2 separate regions of the Mus musculus genome follow, and region 1 is linked to region 2. A link is a contact called in ENCODE Hi-C data. All regions are on one chromosome and are shown on one strand. The core of a region is the stretch at or near the end of the contact, and the rest is flanking DNA. Distances in the headings are between cores, read along the strand shown. Region 1 holds the start of Spag6 (sperm associated antigen 6). Region 2 holds the start of 4930412O13Rik (RIKEN cDNA 4930412O13 gene).

What was found. A loop is a pair of places that touch in the nucleus more often than their neighbours do.
Region 1: a map of left cerebral cortex shows a loop between it and region 2 (34-fold over the local background). The contact joins the promoter of Spag6 here to the promoter of 4930412O13Rik in region 2. A Hi-C loop is called at or near these places in 3 of 37 maps with a recorded cell type or tissue (ES-E14 and left cerebral cortex).

The regions. Positions count from the first base shown.
Region 1 is chr2:18,697,555-18,700,626 of GRCm38, reverse strand. It overlaps Spag6 (sperm associated antigen 6), which reads right to left and starts at 1,605. Exons shown (of 11, transcript NM_001001334.2): 1 at 1,533-1,605; 2 at 1,364-1,459. The coding sequence starts at 1,557.
Region 2 is chr2:9,879,799-9,882,999 of GRCm38, reverse strand. 4930412O13Rik (RIKEN cDNA 4930412O13 gene) reads right to left here and starts at 1,754. Exons shown (of 5, transcript NR_024257.1): 1 at 1,321-1,754; 2 at 1,059-1,234; 3 at 136-457. It also overlaps a transcript of Gata3 not described here.

The DNA.
Region 1 (3,072 bases), core at 356-2,855, 8.8 Mb before region 2:
CACTGGCAGAGCCCAAATTTACAATTATTGTAAATTTACATGTAATGTTTACACTTACTTAAATATTGAAAACATACTTTATTATAAATGGCTCCCCTTCACAACCAGAGATAACACCTAAGGGATAAACAGTAAAATTCAGTGAGGAAACAGAGAATCTGATCAAGAGAAGGTGTTTCCTCAAAGAAAGCCAGAAGTAAGCGCTGTCTAGGTGCTGTGACCATGGCAATGTGTTCTTAGTTTATTTTAATGATGTGTTCATTTAAACTAGTTTTAAATTAGATCTCATCCTGTAAACTGAGGTTTTCTTAAGACCTAGTAAGTGGCATCAAGCTTACAGTTCAGTCAGAGGCTTTTGTGGAAAGCTGTCTTCTGGGCGATGCTGGAGGCCCCTTCGTGTGTGTGTGTGTGTGTGTGTGTGTGTGTGTGTGTGTGTCCCTCTGCCTCTCTGTCTTTCAGCCTCAAATCATAAGGTGACTACAGACAAAGACATTTAGAGCAGAGGCTTATGAAGTACGGACCTTTTCCAGGATGTCTAAGTGACTAAGGTGATGGGGAAGGTATTTTCAGTGGTGTAGTCAATGGTAGATTACACTGGTTCCTGTTAGTAATGCTAAACTCATTGGTTCTCCAAACTAGATTTGGATGGAATCCTTTCTGTGGTCTGTGTTTGGTGCCCCATCAGTGTTGTCTCTTCAGAAACACACACACACTCACTAGTGGTGGTGGAACAAAGATGGATTTCACTAACTGTGACCTCTCCTCTTTCCCCTCCTTCCTTTCAGACTAAGGGGTGGGAAAAGGATGCCCTGTAAGATTCACAAAACCAGGTCCGTTTTGCCTGCTTCGAATGTCCTGGAAAAAATTTCAAGCATACTACTCTTACTCCATTAATGCCTAGAGGAGACCAGTGAAATCAGCCTGGGATTTCTTTGCTTCTAGGAAGTGAATGTGATCTAGGAGTGACAAGAGAGGGATAGACTAGGTCTGGTTAGGGTACGTTCCCATCCAGGAAAACGACTTCTGGCAGTTCATATGGCAGGCCGATTGCAACGAAGATGGAAATAATACCAGGCCTCCTCCACTGCCTCACCCACAAGATACCGCGGAGGGGAGGGAGTCCGGCGGAACTTGGCACCACTTTAGCCTACTTCCTCGGCTCCCCAAAAGCTGAGCTAATAAGGGAGCATAAAGACAATGTGGGCAGCTGGGAAAGAAAGAGGACCGGGGACCAAGGGAGGCTGGGGCGCTGGGTGGTGTGAGGATGAAGTGCGGGATGAAGGATGAGGCCAAGGCGATGAAGGAGGAAGATGGATTCGGGATGAGGTGTGGGACCAGGGTCCCATGAGCTGTGAAGGCTCACCCGCATTCTGCAGTGTCTCGATGTTCTGGGGTTTGGTCGCCTGCTCCGCCACCATCTGCACAAACCGGGTCCGGGCGTTCTGGTACAGCTCGAACACTGCAGAGAGAGGCGAAGTGGAGTAGCCCACCCTAGGAGCCAACCCGTCGGGGCGCCTTCCCAAGGCTCCTACCTTGCAGCACCTGCCGCTGGCTCATGGTGCCGCGGCGCGTGTCGGGTCCGCTCGCCGCGACCCCTCAACGTCCCTCGGGACTGCTCTGTGTACCCACACTCCTGGGCAACCAGTCGGAATCGGAACGCAGCCGTCCTGTCGCAACAGTTAAGTCCCAGGCATGACATCACAATGGTCGATGGAGTGGTGGAGGGACGACCTGATAAGCTGGGACTCCAGTGTTGCTCGAGACAGTCCGTCGGTTGTCACTTCCCTGTAGGCGGTGCACAGGGCGCCAGAGTCTCCCGGGAGGACTTGGTCTATGCCGACCCATCCACGAGGCAGGGTTTTCCCGACTGCAGCGCGACTGCAGCGCGAGCGGGCTAGGGGCTGGAGAGAAGGGGTGCGCTCGGGGACCAGGCGTCAGGCAGATAGACGCGTTGGCCCGGCGTGTCCCCGGATCAAAGCAACACTGGCAACACATTACTCCGTGTTGCTCTTAATGCCTCTCTTCCTTACCTGGCACTTCTGATTTCCGAATTCCTGGAGAGTCACAGCAATCGTGTCCATACACTGAATTACGATATATTAACAACAATTAAGGACACTTAGAGAGTCTGTGGAAAAGCAGAAAAGAAAATAATATGATAAATATCCATCTTGCAGGTTTTTCTAATGACTACCAAGTTTGCTGTCTCTATATTTCAATATGACTTCTAAAAAATAATTTCTTTTAAATTCGGGCCTTATTTTGTTGCTCGGTGACATTTCCAAAAGAGACATTTCTTTTTATCTGAAAAGACCAGCTCACATAAATGGAGCTCCGCAGCCTTTCTTTTTCATCAAATTTAAGCACTACAGTTTACCGTTAGTTCTAGCTCCTCTCTTAAAATTCTGCACCAAATGTTTCAGTGACAGGTGTCAATTTTAAATATTTCTCTCTCTGAAACTACCATTTCACCAGGTGTCAAATGGACAACTAGCCACAGCTGCTGCCTAATCGTGGCAGACCGGAAATCTTTGCTATCACCAAGAGGACGCACACACATCTCTGGTTTTCATACTTGGAATCTTCTACTACAGTCACTTTTAACTCCTGATAGGAGCTCTCTGAAGAAGCCTTGGTATTCCCTGGAGTCCTAGAAGGCTGGGACTAGTGTGTCTAGTCCTCTTCACACCCTGGGACAGCCTTTGGCTTCTGCAGGTCAGCAGTCAGAGACACATCCTTTTACTTAACTCTGTAAGTTTCACAGTGGTCTTCTACATTCTCCCCAACAGGACTCCCAGGTACAGATATAGAGGGAAACCCGGAGTGAATTATTAAAATTGCTAATGGAGTGTACTTAATTTATTTTCAGTTCCCTGTAGCATTTTGAAGACTTAAAAAAACAAAAACAAAAACAAAAACAAAACAAAAAACCCCTCACAACTTAAAGGTCCTGGTGCTTAGTTTCAGTCTTTAGACAATTCAAACTCCTAAATTGCTACACCCTCCATTTTTAGTAAGTGCTTTGCTCTTTATTTTCTATGTTCTATTTATTTTCTACTTTAAACTTGTTAG
Region 2 (3,201 bases), core at 505-3,004:
AACGGATACACCCAATTAAAGGTCCCGCGCGGTCTCCCTGGGTTCTCGCCACCGCCCCGCTTCCCTAGTCCGAGGCGATGTAGACCTCCGGGTTGTGAACCGGTGGTAAGGGGGTACCGGCGCCGGCCTGGATACCTCTGCCCTTCGCTTCCTTCCCAGACGCACAGCGACCACGGTCTTTTCACTTCGTTTTCTATTAATCAATCGCATGGAAGGAAGATTGATCGAGCTGGAATGGGAAGTGACTTTTTCCCTAGTCCTTGGGTCGTCGGGGTCCCGGGCTGTGAATTTAATTTCTGGCCTTCGGTGCTGCTCTGCTTTCTCCCCGACCTCCCAGCCCTTCAGGTTCCGGGCTTCACTTCAGTCGGTAACCGCGCCATCAGATCCGCCCAGGCCGGCGCCTTGGCTCCGGGAGGAGGGACAAGGCAGCACGCCCCGCTCCGCTTCGTTTTCCAGCCTGCAAACATTTGCTGCCTCTAGGAGAATCCTACTATTCCGCTTGCGCTCGGCGTGCAAAGTCCCTAAGTAAACACGCTCAAATGACAGCCCTAGGCATTCCGAGGCACGCTTTCTACCCCTGCCCAGGATTAGTAACTATAGTACTTCGACCCCCGGGGTTTGGCTTTGCAGGTCACTCTCTGGAGGGCTGCGCTCAACAACCCCCCCACCCCCGCGACCCCCAAAGTAGCATCTTTTCGCATCTCGGCCCCGCGGAGCTCGCCTGGTCTCTCTCGGAGTCAGGTTCGGGTTGTTGACTCTGGGTGGATTTCTACCTTCTGGGTCCATGGCCCCAAGTGATGAGGCCCAATCACTCGCTAAACCTTTTTTTTCAATCAGGGCTTCCAAATTCTGAAGGGGACCGGTTGTGTCTACTTCTAGAGGGATGGGGTCGCCCTAGTGAAGGCGAGTGGGAGGGACCTGAGGATGGGCAAGTGTGTGTGTGTGTGTGTGTGTGTGTGTGTGTGTGTGTGTAGGGGGGTGAGGGGTGTCTCAGCTTACTCCACGCATAGAGTAAGTCAGATCCATTTCTTACCCTTTCCCCAAGAGGGCACACATACCCTGCTCAACTTGACGCCTCCAGCAGCAGCCTCAAGGCCTGGGTTTTCAGATAGGCCAAATTGACTCCGGCTATCCAAGTACAACAGCCCCAGATCCCGGTTCTAGCTGAGCCTTTGCCTGCTCCGCTCCAGATGCTGAGTCCCCAGGGAACCGTAGCGTTCGTCAGCCCCTTACCCTATAGAGAGAGGCCTCATGAACTGCAGGAGCCAAAGACTCCAGGCAGCAGCGGCAACAGCATTCTCCTTGATGGCTTTCTCTTGCCTTTCCCCCAGCTCCGCCAGATGCTCCAGGGGAAGAAGGGGAATGCGGTACACCGAGCCAGACCCGGTGTGCCTTGGGGTTGTGGTGGTGGTGGCACCCCAGGTCTTTAAGGGGGCACCCAGACGTCCCTTAACGAGGCCCGGATCAGCTTTGTAGCTCTCTGGAACTGAAGGATTGGGACCACCTTTCCCTCCGGCCTCAAGCCCCCTCCCCTCCCCCACCACCCGCCAAGGGAAGAGGAAGCCCGGCCTGCATTTGCGAGCAAGGCGGGTCAGACCGGCGCCTGTCCTGGCCCAGACCCCCGGAGTCCAGCTCTCCGCCTCAGGCCACGCGCCGCAGCCTCTCCGGACTCGATCCCTTCCCCCTTCTTCCCGGTGGGTCTCGGAGCCGACCTCGGCCCTCCCTCTCCGGTATCCCCCTCCTCTCTTTTTCCCTCCCCCTCCCCTGCTCTGTGTTTCTGACTCTGGGGCCGGCCCGTGACGTCAAACCCAGTGTGGCGTCGGCGAGACTGGCCGGCGCGGGCCATCAAAAGAGCAACGTCCTCTTTCCCAATTACCCACTGTCAGTCCGGGAACAGGGGCGGACCGGCTGGGAATTACATGTTAAATACCCCCTACAGGCTGGATCCAGTGCCCGGGGCGCCTAGCCTCAGGCCCCCTACCCCTCTCTGCCAACCCTAAACTACCTCAGACCTGGAGGGGCCTATTAGATATTTTGTTTTTCCAAGGGAGGGGAGTGTCTTTGCATCCAGTCTAGCTCCTCTGGTGATTGAATTAAGACGAATAATCCTCTCCATCCCCACTACTACATCTATTAGAGAGGCGCCCCTACTAGGGAAGCCATCCTTTTCAGAAGTATATTCTTTTTCAGTCTTTAAAAATACGTTCTAAGCCGTATAGACTAACATGTTCAGTTCTTGGCGTCAGCAGCTTTCTTTCTTGTCTCCAGAAGGATTTCTTTTGCGCATTAAAAAAATTATTATTATTATCATCTACATCTCGGTGCCCGGGACCAAAGAGATATGCTTACTCGAGACTTTTCTCGAAGCTGTGAACTAGGGACTGGCTGACTGATGCCTTATACAACTCATGAGTGATACAGCAATAGTATTTTTCCCTTTTAAACTCTCATTCTAGATCTTAATCCCGGGCCTTTTAGCAAAAATGTGTGTGCGGTCTTCTCTGCTTGTTTATGGAATGGTTTCCGGTGAATGTTAGACAGCAACTAAATAATTAAAAGGTTTTGAGAGCGCCGTGAGCTGGAAGAGATGCTGGCAGCTTGATTGGCCCAGGAGAGATGGGTTGGTCAAAGAGTGAAAGTAAAAAAATCGATATTCTAAGACTGGGCCGCCCTCATAAACGTGGGACCAAGGGGTGCAGGGTGAACTCAGAAGGGAGGGAAGACTCGTTTTTAAAAAAAAGGTATCTTCGTAATTTGTATTTAGAAATTCAGCCTTGATTTCAGTCAAAGATCAGATGTAAAAGGGGGGGGGGTGTCAGGAGAAGCTCCAAACCCAAGCCCGCAGGGCACATTTCTAAATAAATTTTGTCTTCTTCAAGGGTTGTATTGTAAAAAGAACGCACCTTCCCTCTCCCCGCACTCCACTGGCTTCAAGGTAGATATTGATGGCTTTTCTCCACAGTAGAATAGAAGAAGTTACTTGGAACTTTTAAGAAAGGGCTTGTCGGGAATCCAAGTTTTGAATAAGTGGGAAATATTATGGGGTAAAGAAATGAAGAGGGGATGACGCCTTCAGTTCCAGTAACCCTCTAAAGCCAAGCTCTCTGCCCTGGAGGGTGGAATGGGAACACCTCTTACACTGCCCTGGGGTGCACCCGAAGTCTCTTTCGGACCTTGCTCATCCGGGCAGTGTTTTCTGGA